Regions from separate parts of the Homo sapiens genome. Here region 2 is linked to region 1. A link is a loop called in an ENCODE intact Hi-C map of the cell type or tissue named here. Cell type or tissue: transverse colon. All regions are shown on one strand.

Evidence for each region. A loop is a pair of places that touch in the nucleus more often than their neighbours do. Peaks named below come from ENCODE experiments on the same cell type or tissue, not always from the same donor. Only the 100,000 strongest peaks of a DNase experiment are listed, where the experiment ranks them.
Region 2: a loop joins it to region 1, with 5 times the contacts of the local background. A loop is called at or near these places in 105 of 110 quality-filtered maps.

What each region holds. Positions count from the first base shown.
Region 1 is chr17:45,840,999-45,848,998 of GRCh38, reverse strand. It overlaps SPPL2C (signal peptide peptidase like 2C), which reads right to left and starts at 4,118. Exons shown (of 1, transcript NM_175882.3): 1 at 1,932-4,118. The coding sequence starts at 4,092. The coding sequence ends at 2,038. MAPT-AS1 (MAPT antisense RNA 1) reads left to right here. Exons shown (of 2, transcript NR_024559.1): 2 at 4,838-5,643. RefSeq lists enhancers at 2,228-3,211, 3,212-4,196. In transverse colon, no CTCF peak of the experiment used is centred here; a DNase peak (open chromatin) is centred at 4,114.
Region 2 is chr17:45,629,242-45,637,241 of GRCh38, reverse strand. LINC02210-CRHR1 (LINC02210-CRHR1 readthrough) reads right to left here. Exons shown (of 15, transcript NM_001256299.3): 3 at 7,084-7,338. It overlaps LINC02210 (long intergenic non-protein coding RNA 2210), which reads right to left. Exons shown (of 6, transcript NR_138260.1): 3 at 7,084-7,338; 4 at 6,924-6,996; 5 at 6,636-6,753. It also overlaps the pseudogene ARF2P. Among named protein-coding and RNA genes, the nearest start is that of LINC02210-CRHR1, 13 kb to the right of the region's middle. In transverse colon, no CTCF peak of the experiment used is centred here; no DNase peak of the experiment used is centred here.

The DNA.
Region 1 (8,000 bases):
TTGTCTAGCGGGCCTTCAGCTGCTGTGTACCGAGAGGCTGCACTTCTTCCCTGGCAAGCGGGGCTTTGAGAGGCCCACCACCTGCACTGCCTCCCTGGGACTCTCTCCCCACTCCAGGGCCCAGCCAGGCCTGCCAAGTCTCACGTCAACACTGACCAAGGTCCTGCAGGAAGCCTGTGAGGTGGCCTGGGCAGTGGGGCCTTCCCTCATAGCATTCCCTCCTCTGCAGTTCAGGCTGGTCAACTCCTCATTCATTCATTCATTCATTCATCCATCCGTTCATTCCTCCAGCAAATACATCAAGCACCTGTAACACTCCAGGGGCTGTTCTGAGCCCTGAAATTACACAGATGAACAAGATGGGCAAGGCCCCTGCCCTTCCAAAGCTGGCCCTCTACCGGGGAAGATCGGAAAACTAAAGGTGCCTGGTCGTGTGATTGAGACAGGGATGCTTTAGGAAAGGCTGCGAAGAGGAGCAGCCAGCCAGGCCAAGTTCACGGGGCGTGGTAAGGAAGGGGCAGAAAGAGAGTTCCAAGAAGAGGAAAAAGCATGGGGGGTGTGGTGGGTCTGGCGTGTGCTTGTGGCGGTAGGGGTTTGGAGGGGTGGAAGAGGGCCGTTGGGCTGGGACCTCAAGGTCTTGTAGGAGCTGGGTTTGAGTCTGTGAGGCTTTCACTAGGGGAGCAATATAAACATAGCTCACGTGCAGGGGGCTCTTCGGACAGGCAGGGCATTGTGCCAATCACCTGACATAGGCCAACTCGTTCAAACTTCCTAAGAACCAGATGGTAGGTCCTATTATCCCATTTCACACACAAGAAAACAGAGGCACTGAATGGATAAGTCATTTGCTCAGTGAGATACTCCAAGTCAGTGGTAGGGCTGGGATTTGTGGTAGGCAGCCTGGCTGTAGAACCCTAACCACTGAACCACACCGCCTCTTGGGATACACTTTCCTCCCCTCCAAAAACACCTCCTCCAGGAAGCCTTCTCACCCCAGAGTTTGTCTGCTCTGATTAAGCAACACATCAGCACCCTACATGGCCTAAAAGCCTGTAGAGTCCTTAGGAGGTCATCTCGTCCATGCCCCTGCCTCCAGATGGAAATGGTATTATAAGTCTCATTTTGCAGATGAGACTACAGAGACCCAACGAGGCTTGAACATTACTTAGAGTCAGTGAGGGAGGCCTTGGTCTCCGGAATTCTTCCACCCTGGGCCCAACCTCTCCAACCCCTCCCGACCTCTTTGAGACAATTCTAAGTTTGTTTCTTGTCTGCCCACCCCTCCCCCTCCCCCAGCTAGACAGAGGCCTTCCCTGTGCCCACCACATGGCGATGCACATAGTAGGGGCATACTCAATGCCTGAAGATGGAATGGGTGGTGCATACAGGAACTTGCTGGGCTTGGTGCTGCTGCCTGGGATTCTTGAACAGAGACGTTTTGCAGAATGGATGTGAGCTGAGGAGTAAAGGATGCTTCGGAATCTTCTAGTGAGTCAGGGAGCCAGGCTGGAGTGTTTCTGTCTGGAGAGGGAAGGGCATCCCAGCTGGAGGGAACAGCATATGCAGAGAGAGCGGGTGGGGAGGACAAGGAGTTCTGTTTGACCTGAGCATGGAGAGAAGATGGGCAATGAGCCTAGGGTGGGTGGCAGGGATGGGATGGGGGCTGTGTGCCAGGCTAAGAAGCTGCCACTCTGGATTGGGAAGGGGTTGGGCAAGCAGGCAGAGGGGAGTAGCTGCCCAGTGAGCCCTGGATGCAAATCCCGACCTTGCCGCTTGAACTTGTGCAAGTCATAGGCCCTCTTGGAGCCTCAGTTTCCCCCCTTCATTATTTGGGGGTGGTGCCCACTCCTAAGGACCCTTCGAGCCCTGCACACTCTTATTATGTGGTTGCTGCTCTCTTGCACTCCCGACAAACAGAGAGACTCCTTGGGTAGATATGAAATCTCTTTGATACCCTGATTTCTTGTTGCCATGCATGGCTTTGCTCTGCAATGTTCCACCAGCCCTTTGAGAGGCGTGTGTCCCAGTGCCTCCAGTTCACAAGGGAGCCTGGGTCGACATGCTCTTTCTTACTTTCAAACCCTTCCTCTTGTGGAGTCCCGCCCAGGGCAGGCCAGTCTCGTGGGCCTGGGCCTGGGCATGGACATGGCCCAGCTCTGAGGGCGGGGGCATCAGGGGCATGAGTGGGATCAGCATGGCCATTGGCATCAGTGGCATCAGCTCCTCCGAGGCCCCAGGGGGGATGAAGGGCAGCTCATTAGGATCCAAGTGGGCGTCACTCCAGCCCTCGGAGCTATCACTGCGGTCCTCTGGATTGGTGGCTTCATTCTCAGATATGGTGACAATCTCAGTGGTGTCTTCTCCAGGGTTGCTGTCTAAGTCCCCTGCTCCTCGGCTGGTGCCTCTCTCAAGTGTGCTGGCTGTGTGGGCATCTGCTGCGCCCTCCTGCTTCTGCCTAGAGCCAGCTGAAGGGGCACAGCCGAGCCCACACATCTTAGCTCTGCCCTGGCCAGTCCAGAAGAGGCTGAGCTCTTGGCGGCAGGCAGCCACAGCCAGGCTGGTGAGCAGGGTGCTGGACACTAGGTAGAGCAAGGCAGGTTGGCCCATCTGCATGAGGACCATGGCCATGAATGTGACCAGCAGGCCCACAGCATAGGCCACGGTGCAGGCCACGAAGTAGATCTGACGGGAGCAGACTTGCACATCAAAGCGGCAACAGTAAGCAACCAGGAAGCCGGGGACCACAATGTCACCGAAGCCAAGGATGGAGAAGGGCTGGCTGCACAGGGTCAAGGCGGAGACTCTTAGCCGGGGCACTTTGAGTACCATGGGCAGCCTCTCATGGCTTGAAGACTCTGCAGGGCCCAAGGCAACCTGCGCCATGATGCTCTCACCGGTTTTGGTGAAGAAGGGGGTGACGAAGACAAAGAAGACATCAAAGGCCAGCAGGGCCAGCAGGAAGGAGGAGCAGTTCTTGAGAGTGGGCAGCCGCACACGGTGCAGGACGAACAGGCAGTAGGAAATGCCCAGTGTGTCCTGCAGGAGCCACGCCCAGCGGTCCTCATTGCGGTAGGCCACCCAGAAGATGATCACGGTTGCGCACAGGCTCGCCAGCAGCAGCAGAGGCAGCGGCAGAGAGGCCCAGAGGCTGTGCGGAGGCCTCTGGTATTGCCGCAGGGACAGGCGGCACACCAGGGGTGACAGGCAGCTGTAGAGGCCAATGCCAGCACCCAGGCCAAAGATCCCAATGGTGACATAGACAAAGTGGTCATAGAAGAAGTAGAGCAGCAGCATGAGCGAGCAGGACAGGGTGACCACCACGCCTGTCATGGCCGGCGTGAAGTCCACTGGGATGTCCTCATTATCTTCCTTCTGGGCTCCCTCAGCTGCTGCAGCTTCCTGCAGCTGATGGTGACCACCAGACCCCCCTCCTCTTCGGGCACGGCGCCGCTGTAGCCGGTTGGCTTCGGTCAGGCCGGCCCAGTAGCCGCCTGCAGCCACTGTGCCCACAGCCAGGATGAAGATGACCAGCATGTTGTAGTCGATGATGGGCTCTGGGGGTGCGTACATGGCCACGCGGACGACGGCCTCCCCACGAGTGTGGCTGAGGATGTCCAGCATGTCAGCATAGTGGAGCATAGCCACAGGGATGGTGAGGTCTGCCAGGGGCTGGCGGGGATCCTGGGGTGCCAGGGTGGTGTCTGAGCACTGTTGGTCACTGACCCGGCTCACGATGAGCAGCCCGTGGGCACCTTGGCCCTGAGCCAGCCAGCCTTTCGTGTGGAAGCTGCAGTTACCCCTCATGACCATGGCAGTGGTCTGGCGGAGGGGCCGCTGGCTGGGGGAGCGGAGCTGGGCCTGGTGGGGGGAATCCTCACCCGGGCACCAGGGTGCCTTGGTGCCATCATACAGGGGCAGGAGTGGGGCGTGGTGCAGGTCCCGGGGGAGGGTGATGTAGTCGGAGCTGAACAGGATACAGTAGTCCTTGCTCCAATTCTCCGACACCACGTGGGCCACGCCGTACTTTCCCCCGGCCACGGTGCTGATGAGGAGGAGGAAGCCCACGGGGAGGAGGAAGCCCAGGCACGCCATCTTCTTCAGTTCCTACTGCAACATCTGCGGGCGGCAGCCCAATACCCCTCCCAGGGGCAGGCGTGGCCCTTTGTCACAGAGCAGTCTGGCCACCTGTCCTGGAAACCAGGGCCACACCTACCTAGTCATAAAGCTGTGTGGTCCCCAGCCGAGGGCGCTGCTGTGGGGCACAGGGTCCCTCTAGAATGATGCCCCCCAACCCTGGGAGACCAGGGGAGAGGTCATATGGACCCTGCTCTCTGCCCAGACCCTAGTGGGTTTAGACCAGGTACTTTGAAATAAAAGGTGTGAGCATGGGGTTTGCAGGCCAGATAGGATTCTGAACCAACTTTTCTCCTTACCCATGGGGAACACAGGCCAATGTCACTCCTCTCTAGGCCTGTTTCTTTAGCTGTAAAGAAATGAGGACGTTGGGCCAGAGAGTTTCTAAGGTCCCTTGGAGCTCTGAGCTCAGTAACATTGAGCACTTTTACCGAGGGCTTACTAGGCGCCAGGTACCCTAGCTGTACCTATTGCACAGTTGCAAGGAGGTGTCATTATATCTGCACAGCCTGAGGCTGTCCCTCAAAGTTGGTCCCCATTTCTACCAGGCACATGACCAGAATTCACCTCCAACTCCATTTACAGTTGGGAACGGACAGGTGACCAGGAGAAATTAAGCAAAAATGATGTGAACTCTTTACATCAGGGGCTTAGGCTGACAGACCGTGGGGCTCCTGGTTTACCCTCTCTTTCCCTTTCTCAGGAGTCAGAACAAGGACGGGCCTGTGATGTGTCTGTCTATGACGAGGAGGACAATGTCCTAAGGAATGGAGAGGAAGAAAGTGAAGGGAACCAGGTCCCTGGATTCCATGTGGAACAGTAGCCCAGGATGTGCACTATGGACTGTTACAAGAGAGAGACATGATCTTCCTTAAGGCATTGATTTGTCATGAGTCTCTTTGTTATAGCCACTTAACGTTACCTTAATACACCCACTTCATGGATAAGTAAAACTGAGGCTTGGAGAAGCCCACATTGACACAGCAAAGAAGGCTGGGGCTCTTGTGCTGGTTAAATGGACCTTGATGTCTTCCAAATGTTTTCATGCTGGATTCTGAGCCACTCTCCTGGCTGCAACTCTGAGGCCGGGCAGACTTTCCGCTGGAAAGAGAACTCAAATACTGGTGAGAGGTGGATTTGAAGCCAGGAGCCCCAGGTTTTGGCTCTGCAGGTTTGCACCCAGCTCTGTGGTGTATGCCCTCACAGGTCACCCAGGACCTCCTGTCCAGGCTTCTTCAGGCCACCCATGATGGAGTAGATTTGAGGAATGAGGTTTTCAAAGCAGTTAGTGTGCGGGAGAGTAACCCTGGGGCCTCCGGAACCAGAAGGGAGGGATTTGGGGGCTGGAGCTTGGCAGTCCAGGTTCCATTGTCCTCATGTTCTCCCCACTGGCCTGGCCTGTCACTCCAGTCTCTGCATAGGTTGTCACATGGCATTCTCCCTGTGTGTCTCTGTGTCTCTTCTCTTCTTTATAAAGACATAGTTATAATGGATTAGGGCCCACCCTAATGACACCATCTTAACTTGATTATGTCTGCAAACACCCTACTTCCAAATAAGGTCGCATTAACAGGTACTGGGGTTTAGGACTTCAACATGCCTATTTGGGGGCACAATTGTGGGCAGCCCCACAACACACATGTAATTTTAACCTCTAAGGAGTAAGCATGCTGATTTTTTTTTTTTTTTTTTTTTGAGACAGGGTCTTGCTCTGTTGCTCGGCTGGAGTGCAGTGGCACGATCTCAGCTCACTGCAAACTCCACCTCCTGGTTTCAAGCAATTCTCCCCCGACCCAGCCTCCCGAGTAGCTGGGATTACAGGTGTGTGCCACCATGCCCAGCTAATTTTTGTGATTTTAGTACAGATGGTGTCTCACCATTTTGCCCAGGCTGGTCTCGAACTCCTGGCCTTAAGTGAATCGCCCACCTCAGCCTCCCGAGGTGCTGAGATTACAGGCACAAGCCACTGTGCCTGGCCAATCACTGATCTTTCTCAAGGACTCTCCTTCTTTTCTCTTTGAGATGGAGTCTCACTCTGTCCCCTAGGCAGGCTGGAGTGCAGTGGCACAATCTTGGCTCACTGCAACCTCCACCTCCCAAGTTCAAGCGATTCTCCTGCCTCAGCCTCCCAAGTAGCTGAGATTATAGGCGCCCACCACCATACCTGGCTAATTTTTGTATTTTTAGTAGACATGGGGTTTCACCATGTTAGCCAGGCTGGTCTCAAACTCCTGGCCTCAGGTGATCCAGCCACCTTGGTCCCCCAAAGTGCTGGGATTACAGGCGTGAGCCACCGTGCCTGTCAAGGCCTCTCCTTCTATTACGGGTCCATCTCTTGCAGTCCCAAACTGCTTTCCTTGGGAAATCCACAGGGATGAAACATCATCTCCAACATCAGCTGTGGATTCTTTGAAGTGGAGGGTGAGTTTAAAGGGCCATGTGAAGTGGTCAGCAAGTGGAACCCATCTGAGATTCTGACAATTCTCTCTCACCCAGTTATTTACACTCATCTCACCCACACCTAATTTGCCAATATTTTTGGTGACTCATTTGTAAAGTATCCTTCAAAGCATTAGACTGAATTTTCATAAGAAACATCTCTCCTTGTTAGTGCACTTCTGATTCATCAGTAATATAACATTTAGTTAGATTACGACAGTAATTACAATGACAAGTGAACTGTCAGAAACATGTTCAGGAACAAATACAAGTGACTGGCAAACAAACCACCAGCCGGTGTGAGGAGAAGCAGGCAGAGCCCAGGGGAGGAGGCTGCCAGCTGTCCCTTCCGAGTGCTCCCATTTCAAAGGGGAGGTTGGCAGGAGGGTGGTTAGGAGAGGGAGGCTCGCCTGTAGGCCACAGGAGGGCTGTGACAGTAAAACCCTTTCTGGCCCCCCAGCAACGAATGGGCAACCTAGACCCTCACTCCAGGCCCTGTTCTCCACGCAGGGAGTCGTGGATCTTTTAAAAAACAAGAACCAGCACACCCACTTTGTCACAAAACCCAGACAATCACAAGCTTTGTCGAGGATATAGGGAAGTTGGGACCCTCATACACTGCTGGTGGGAATGGAAAATTGTGCAGCCGCTGCAGGAAACAGCTTGGTGGTTCCTAGATAAGTTAAGCAGAGTTATCATATGACCCAGCACTTATACTCCCAGCTATATATCCCAAAGAATTGAAATCAGGCCTTCAAACAAAAGCGTGTACATGCATGCTCATAGCAGGACTATTCATGATAACTTGGAATAGGTGGAGAGAACCCATATGTCCATCCACTGATGAATGGAGAAACTGCGGTCTCTCCACACAAGGGAATAGCATTCAGCCATAAGAAGGAATGACGTTTTGATACCTGCTACCATGTGGATGGACCTTGAAAACATTATGCTAAGCCGAAACACATTATGCTAAGTGGAAACACATTATGCTAAATGAAGACGCCAGACACAAAAGGACACATATTGTACGATTAATTCCACTTACGTGAAACAGCCAAAACAGGCAGATCTACAGAGGCAGAGAGCAGATTCGTGGCGGGCAGGGGCTGGGGGAGGGGAGAATGAGGAGTGACTGGTGGGTATGGGATTTCCATCTGGGGTGATGAAGAAGTTCCAGAACTTTTTCTATCTCAGTGGTTTCAGTTGCACGACATTGTGTATTTAAAGTCACTGAATTGTGCACTAACATGGTTGAAATGGGACTTTTTTTTGAGATGGAATTTCGCTCTTGTCCCTCAGGCTGGAGTGCAGTGGTACAATCTCAGCTCACTGCAACCTCCACCTCCCGGGTTCAAGTGATTCTCCTGCCTTAGCCTCCCGAGTAGCTGGGATTACAGGCATGCACCACCACCATGCCCAGCTAA
Region 2 (8,000 bases), 210 kb after region 1:
CTGAGGATCATTTGCTTAAAGCACTGAAGAGTGAGCTGCTAGCTGCAGCAGTGGTGGTAAAGAATGACGATTTCTCGGTAGCGCAGTGGCTCATGCCTGTAATCCCAGCATTTTGGAAGGCTGAGGTGGGTGGATCCCTTGAGCTCAGGAGTTACAGACCAGCCTGGGCAACATGGCAAGACCCTGTCTCCACAAAAAATACAAAAATTAGCCAGGTGTGGTGGTGCACACCCATAGTCTCAGCTACTCAGGGGGCTGAGGTGGGAGGATTGCTTGAGCCCGAGAGACGGAGGTTGCAGTGAGCTGAGATCGCACCACTGCACTCCAGCTTGGGCGACAGAGTGGGAGGCTGTTTCAAAAAAAATTTTTTTAATAAAAAATAAATAAACATGAAAAGGTACAGTAAAAATATGGTTTTAAAAAAAAAAGAATGACAATTCCTTCCTTTTTACGAAAGGATGCCAAAGACTAACAGGACTCCAGACGCCAGACCAGGATTGCAACAGCTGAACTCAGTCCCCGCTCCAACTCGCCTCCATGAAGCCCGCTCTGGCCTTCGAGCACCAGCAAGCCCTCTGGACTTCTCCATCAATTGCAAAAATGATCATCAAAGCTACTGAAATGGAAGGTGGTGTTTAAAACTTAACACTGGGTTTCTTAAAATGTAACACTGCTTTTCTTATGGCATGGATAAGGCACTGTGAGAAAGCTGCCTCCACTCCCAGCACACACGTACACGTGCACACAGCAGAGGCTAGCTGATGTGGCCACAAGGCACAAAGAATAGATCCTTCTGATCAGTTCTGGTTCTGGAACTGGTTGGCGAGCCAGTTCAGGCCTTCGTAAAGCCCATGTCCAGTAGTGGCACAAGTAGCCTGAATGTGCCAGTTTCTGTAGCGGAGGGAATGGAGGCCGAGCTTGTCCGTTATCTCTGCCGCGTTCATAGTATTAGGGAGATCCTTGAAAAAGAACATTCAAAAGTCAATGTATACTGTTGTATCCATATAGCGAAATATGCTCTTCCCTGTTAAACGTGCCCAAACCCACAGTCTTCTCTGTTGATGGCAACTCCAACCTTCCAGTTGCTCAGGCCAAAAAGCTTGAAATTATCCTTACTTTTTTACTCTCAATGTCACAGCCAATCTGTCAGGAACTCCTAACGGTTCCACTATCAAAATTTATCCAGAATCTGACCACTTACTAACTCCACAGCTGTCGCCGTGATCTGACACCACATCGCTTCTCACCTGGATGACTGAAATAACTTCCTAACTGTCCTCCCTACTTCTCTGCTCTTGCTCCCGTGAAGCCTATTCTCAACCCAGCCATCGGTGAATCAGATTGAATCATTCTTCTATCAAAACTGCAACAGCTCCCCCTCTCTCAGGATACGAGTCAGAGTCCTTATGGTCCACAAAGCCTCCTGGACCGGAGACCTCAACGAAGTGGTCTGTTCCATCTTTTCAATATGGCACTCACCATACATTACTATATCACGACATTTACTTATTTAAGTATATTTATTATTGACTATCTATCTGTCTCCCCTAACTAGAATGCAAGCTTTACAAGGGCAGGAATCTTGGTCTATCTCGTCCTCTGATGTATCCCAAGTGCCTTGAAATGTGCTTGGCACAGAATAAGCTCAAACTAAATTTGAATAAATCAGCATTAAAGAACAAAGTAAGGCTGGACACGGTGGCTCACACCTGTAATCCCAGCACTTTGAGAGGCCGAGGTGGTCGGATCACCTGAGGTTGGTAGTTCTATACCAGCCTGACCAACATGGAGAAACCCCGTCTCTACTAAAAATACAAAATTAGCCAGGAGTGGTGGCGCATGCCTGTAATCCCAGCTACTCGGGAGGCTGAGGCAGGAGAATTGCTTGAGCCCAGGAGGCGGAAGTTGCGGTGAGCCAAGGTAGCGCCATTGCACTCCAGCCTGGACAACAAGAGTGAAACTCCATCTCAATAAATAAATAAATAAATTAATTAATTAATTAAAGTAGCTGTAGATGTACTGATATGGAAGGACTTCCAAGATATACTAAGTGAAAGAACATAATCATACAATTGTTTACACAGGCAGAGAAAGTTGGACCTCTGGAAAGAGAAAGAATAAATTTAACAATGAATAGTAGCACCAGAATATTTCACTTGAATATTCTCAACTGTATGCGTATTTATACCATGAGAACATTCTGTTTTTATCATTGAAAACAACAGAGGCACCAAGCACGGTAGCTTATACCTATAATCCCAGCACTTTGCGGGGCTGAGGTGGGAGGACAGCTTGAGCACAGGTGTTTGAGACCAGCCTGGGCAACATAGCAAGATCTCAGCTCTACAAAAAAATTAAAAAATTAGCTGGGCATGGTGGCACGTGCCTGCAGTCCCAGCTACTTGGGAGGCTGAGGAAGAAGGATCACTTGAGCCCAGGAGTTCGAGGCTGCAGTGAACTGTGATCGCACCACTCCACTCCAGCCTGGGCGACAGAGTAAGACCCTGTCTCAAAACAAAACAAAACAAAAAAATCACACACACATACACACACACACCCTCCAGAGTCATTTTCTTTCTTTAATAGTCATATGTTCACTAGTGCAAACTCTGGACTGACATTGAACCTGAACAGTGAGAGTAACGGTTGTACAAATGATGATCCATCCACCGTTTAAAATCAGGTCTACAAAGAGTTGGAAAACAAGAGACAATGATTTTGATAAATCTAAAGTGATAAAACAGGATGCAACATTGTCACAACAGTATGATCACAATTACATAATGAATGCACTCATGGAAGAGAAAGTGAAGGAAGGATGTCAGAATGTGACGGTGGTCATCTCAGACTGGTACAATTCCACGTGGTTCTTTCTACCTTCTTTTTCATGCTTAGTTTAGCTCAGAGTCCTGAGGCTGGATAGTTCTACGCTTGGTCTTCCTCCCATGTTTCTTTTACTGTTTTACATTTATGTACAAGCCCTTTTCCTCCTCCAAAACAGGCCCTATATGATTCAATCTCATCTCCTCTCTCTCTCCCCTGCTCATTCTGTTCCAGCTGCACTGGCTCCCATGCTGTTCCTAGAATCGTGTGGCTCCCTTCCTCCCAGCCTTCTGGTCTCCGCTCAGATGTCATCTCATCAGAGAGGCATTCCCAGTCTTTCCCACACCCGCCCTGCCCCTTTACTATGCTTTTGCTTCTTCCACAACACTTAAAAACCATTTGACACGTATTATTATTTATTTTACTCTGTAGCCCAGGATGGAGCGTAATGGAATAATCTCATCTCACTGCAGCCCCGAACTTCCAGGCTTAAGTGATCCTCCCACCTCAGCCTCCTGAATAGCTGGGACCACAGGTGCATGCTACCACATCCAGCTAATGTTTGTACTTTTTTGTAGAGATGGGGTTTCACTATGTTGCCCAGGCTGGTCTTGAACTCCTGGGCTCAAGTGATTCCCCCCGCTTCAGCCTCCCAAAGTGTAGGGAGTACAGGCATGAGCCACCACACCTGGCACATTTCATGTTATTTATTGGTTGACTCTCTTCCCACTAGCAACGTAAACTCCAAGAACACAAGGACTTTATCTGTCTTGGTTTAAGCCTAAAACCAAGTCTGGAACTTAGTAGATGCTCAGTGGCTCACACCTGTAATCCTAGCAATTTGGGAGGTCGAGGTGGGCAGATCACTTGAAGTCAGGAGTTCCAGACCAGCCTGGCCAACATGGTGAAACCCAGTCTCTATTAAAAATACAAAAATTAGGTGGGCATGGCGGCGCATGCCTGTAATCCCAGTTACTTGGGAGGCTGGGGCAGGAGAATCACTTGAACCCGGGAGGTGGAGGTCACAGTGAGCTGAGATCACACCACTGTACTCCAGCCTGGGCAACAGAGTGAGACTCTGTCTCAATAAAAAAAAAGACATTCTAGCAAGGAGATGGTGGGAGATATTATGGTTGGTACTGGAGAGAGGGAGGCAGACATCTCATTTAAATGTCTGTATTTACAAGTGAGACATTTGGCAGTAAATTTCAGTTCCAGCATTCAGAAAGCCAATAACAACATACTTGTTTATTGGCAAATACCAATAAAACTGCATTTCTGAGCTCATCGTCCTCTAACAAGTAAGTTAGCACTTCCCAGGCCTCATCAATCTGCTCTCTGTCATTACTGTCAACCATAAAAATCAGACCTAGAAAGAAATCACGAGCATGTTAGTGATCTGAGCCTGGAAAACGCAGCTGTTTATGTATCTTCACGACTTCTCCCTGCTTATGTGTGTGACTTCACAAAGGCAATCGATACGGAAGGATACATCATCTCTAGAGTTAGGAGGCCTGCTATACACTCAACTTACATTTTGCAGAAGCATCACAGCCCTGCACCATATTAACAACAAGAATATATCCTGAAAAAGTTAGTCTCGTTTTCTAATCACTTAATTTCCACGTCAGGGAAAAAAACTTTTTTTTAATTAATTAATTTATTTATTTTGAGATGGAGTCTTGCTGCAGCCCAGGCTGGAATGCAGTGGCGTGACCTCGGCTCACTGCAACCTCCACCTCCTGGGTTCAAGCAATTCTCCTGTCTCAGCCTCCCGATTAGCTGCGAATATAGGCACACCATCACACCCTGCTTATTTTTGTATTTTTAGTAGAGACGAGGTTTCACCATATTGGTCAGGCTGGTCTCGAACTCCTGACCTCAGGTGATCTGCCTGCCTTAGCCTCCCAAAGTGCTAGGATTATAGGCGTGAGACACTGCCCCTGGCCAAAACATTGTTTTTTAAAACATGTAAAGTTTAGTATAATAAAAGCATTCTAGGGCTAGCCCTCTAAAGCAAAACTTGAGACAAAAGCTTAAGTGCAGGTACGTTCTTTGGGAAGTGATCCCAGAGATCAGGAATGAGGGGCTGAGGGAGTAAAACAGGGCAGGAGGGACAGACAATAGAAGGACGAGTTATCAAGCTGGGCCCCCACTATGGGACCACTGCTCACCGTTGTTGGACATTCTAAGAAGCCATATCAAATGCCTGTCAGAACTGTCCACCCAGAGGACAAAAGAGGAAACAAGTATCCTTCAGTACCCATTCCCTGTTGCTCAAGAACAACTCAACAGGTGTTAGGCCACCCATACTTCTGGGTCACATTGGTATGAACACCAAGAGATTCCTATGGGCATCTTATAGTAATGAATTTGGCTGGTCTTTGTCCCCAGTTTCTAGAAGGTAGCCTCTAAACCCTTGGACTTTTCAGAGTGATAGCAGTATCTTTTTTTTTTTTTTTTTTTTTTTTTTTTTGAGACGGAGTCTGGCTCTGTCCGCCAGGCTGGAGTGCAGTGGCGCGATCTTGGCTCACTGCAAGCTCCGCCTCTCGGGTTTGCACCATTCTCCTGCCTCAGCCTCCCGAGCAGCTGGGACTACAGGCGCCCGCTACCGTACCCGGCTAATTTTTTGTATTTTCAGTAGAGACAAGGTTTCACCATGTTAGCCAGGATGGTTTCGATCTCCTGACCTTGTGATCCGCCCGCCTCGGCCTCCCAAAGTGCTGGGATTACAGGCGTGAGCCACCGCGCCCGATCAGCAGTATCTTTGTTATCATAGCGGGCCCACACCTCTAAGTTGATGCTAACAAGGTGACTCAGAGTGGGCCCCTAGATAGTGGATGCTAACAAGATCACCTCTGGGGAAATGAGGGTGCTAAAGTTTGAGTCACATGGCCAATGATTCAATCAATCGTACCTATGCAAGGAAGCCCCAATAAAAATGACAAATACTGAAGCTCAGGAGCACGTCCCTGGTTGGCAATACTCTATACATTGTCACGCATCGATGTGCTGGAAAGGTAACAGCCCCTGACTCCACGGGGAGAGAACAATGAAAGCTTTGCGTTTGGTGTCCTCCCAGATCTATGTGTCTTTCCCTTTGACTGGTTCATTTATATCCTTTTGCTTTATTGATCAATTAATAAAACTGTAGTTGTAAGCATAGCATGTCCCTGAATTCTGTGAATCATTCTGACAAGTGATCAAACCTGAGGGGGTAGTGGAAATCGCCAAATTTGTAGCCATCTGGCCAGAAGTGAGGGTGGGCTGAGGACCCCCAAACCTGTTGCCAGCTGGTGGCTGAAGTTGGGGATTCTTGTGGAGGATGGTGCCCTCAACCTGTGAAATAAAGTCCAACTCCAGGGGGTTGGTGCCGGAAGTCTCTGCAGCATTCCATACTATAGCATCAAATACATCCCAAAAAGTAAAAGATACCTGGGGCAGGCCAAAGAAAGGCACCACCCCATCACACCTGAGTGAAGGTGACCAAAACCTGCACAGACCCAGTCACTGCTACATTGGCTGGAGGAAGCTGTGGGGCCAAAAGCATCTCCAGGGAGGGGCACAGGTGGCATCCAACACACCCTCCAAGCACAAGAAGGGGAGACGCCTTTGGCAGTAGTTCATGTGACATTAATGATAACAACAATCTGTCAGCCAGGTGTGGTGGCTCAGGCCTGTAATCCCAGCACTTCAGGAAGCCAAGGTGGGCAGATGACTTGAGGTCAGGGGTTCGAAACCAGCCAGGCCAACTTGGCAAAACCCCATCTCTACTAAAAATACAAAAATTAGCCAGGCGTGGTGACGCGTACCTGTGATCCCAGCTACTGGGGGGGCTGAGGTAAAAGAATTGCTTGAACCCGGGAGGCAGCAGTTGCAGTGAGCTGAGATGGTGCCACTGCACTCCAGCTTAGGTGACAGAGTGAGAACCTGTCTCGGAAAAAACAAAAAACAAAACAAAACAAAATTTGTGTTTGGCTAAGAGTAAGCCCTTAACACAAAAATGTGAAGTGGCTGCCAAAAGAACAGTTTGATCCTAGGCTGCATCACCAGTAGTGACGGGGTCTCAGTTCCTAGGACATGGGTGATACCAGGCTTACTCTACATCAGTCAGAACATCCTGGGAACGTTATATGGGCAGTGCTGGATCCCACACTCTGAGACCGGGGCAAACTGAAAAAATTCAAAAAATGATCAGGAGAGCAAAGGCATTAGACACTAGGCCATATGAAGAACAGCTGCTATAATTGGAGATTTTACCTGGAGAAAAGAGTCACGTAGCGGCTGATGGCTATCTTCAAGTAGCTGAAAGTCTATGATGTAAAGAGGATTTAAGCGTTTTATAGAGCTCTGTGAGGTGGACTGAAGATCAGTGGTGAAAACTACAGAAGTCAGCCTAGCAGAGTGTCAGCAGATGAAGATGCAATGGCTGCCTCAGAAGGCACTCCTGTCACTGGAGATACTTGTTTGTGCACAACTTCAGCCACAATTCATGGGGACCCTGCAGAAGAGACCCTGGAAGGAAAATAGTAGCAGGATAAGATGACTTCTTGGTTTCCTTTGACCATGAGATTTCACGACTATGTCTAGGAGAGTAAACCAGTGCCGGCCCTCTTCCCTTTCCCTCCGTGCCTCCCAGGCCCACTCAACAGCTGCCTGAACCAACGGCAACAGAGCAGCCTACTATGGCTGATAGAGAGCTCCCGCAGCTTCGGCATGTTTGGGGCTTGCATGTGAGTCAATGTCATGTCTGCTACATCATATCAGATTAAAAAATGAAAAACATTCAAAACTCCCCCGAAGATTTCATATGCTATCAGCAAGTTCTGGTCTCTCGTCGTAACTAAGCAAGCCAGATTATCCAGAAATTTGAGATCCTTAGTCACCAATGCAGAACTGACAGGGAGGAAGCTGCCATATTATCCCTTTGCCATTCCTAAAAAAGCTTTGTAATATTAGGTACCATTTTATACTATCTTTATATAGGTCCTTACCTAAGAACCTAACATCAGACTGGTCCTACATCTGAACTAAGAGAACCTACAAAAAGCATATTTACAGCCGGGCGCAGTGGCTCATGCCTGTAATCCCAGCACTTTGGGAGGCCGAGGCGGGTGGATCACCTGAGGTCGGGAGTTCAAGACCAGCCTGACCAACATGGAGAAACCCCATCTCTA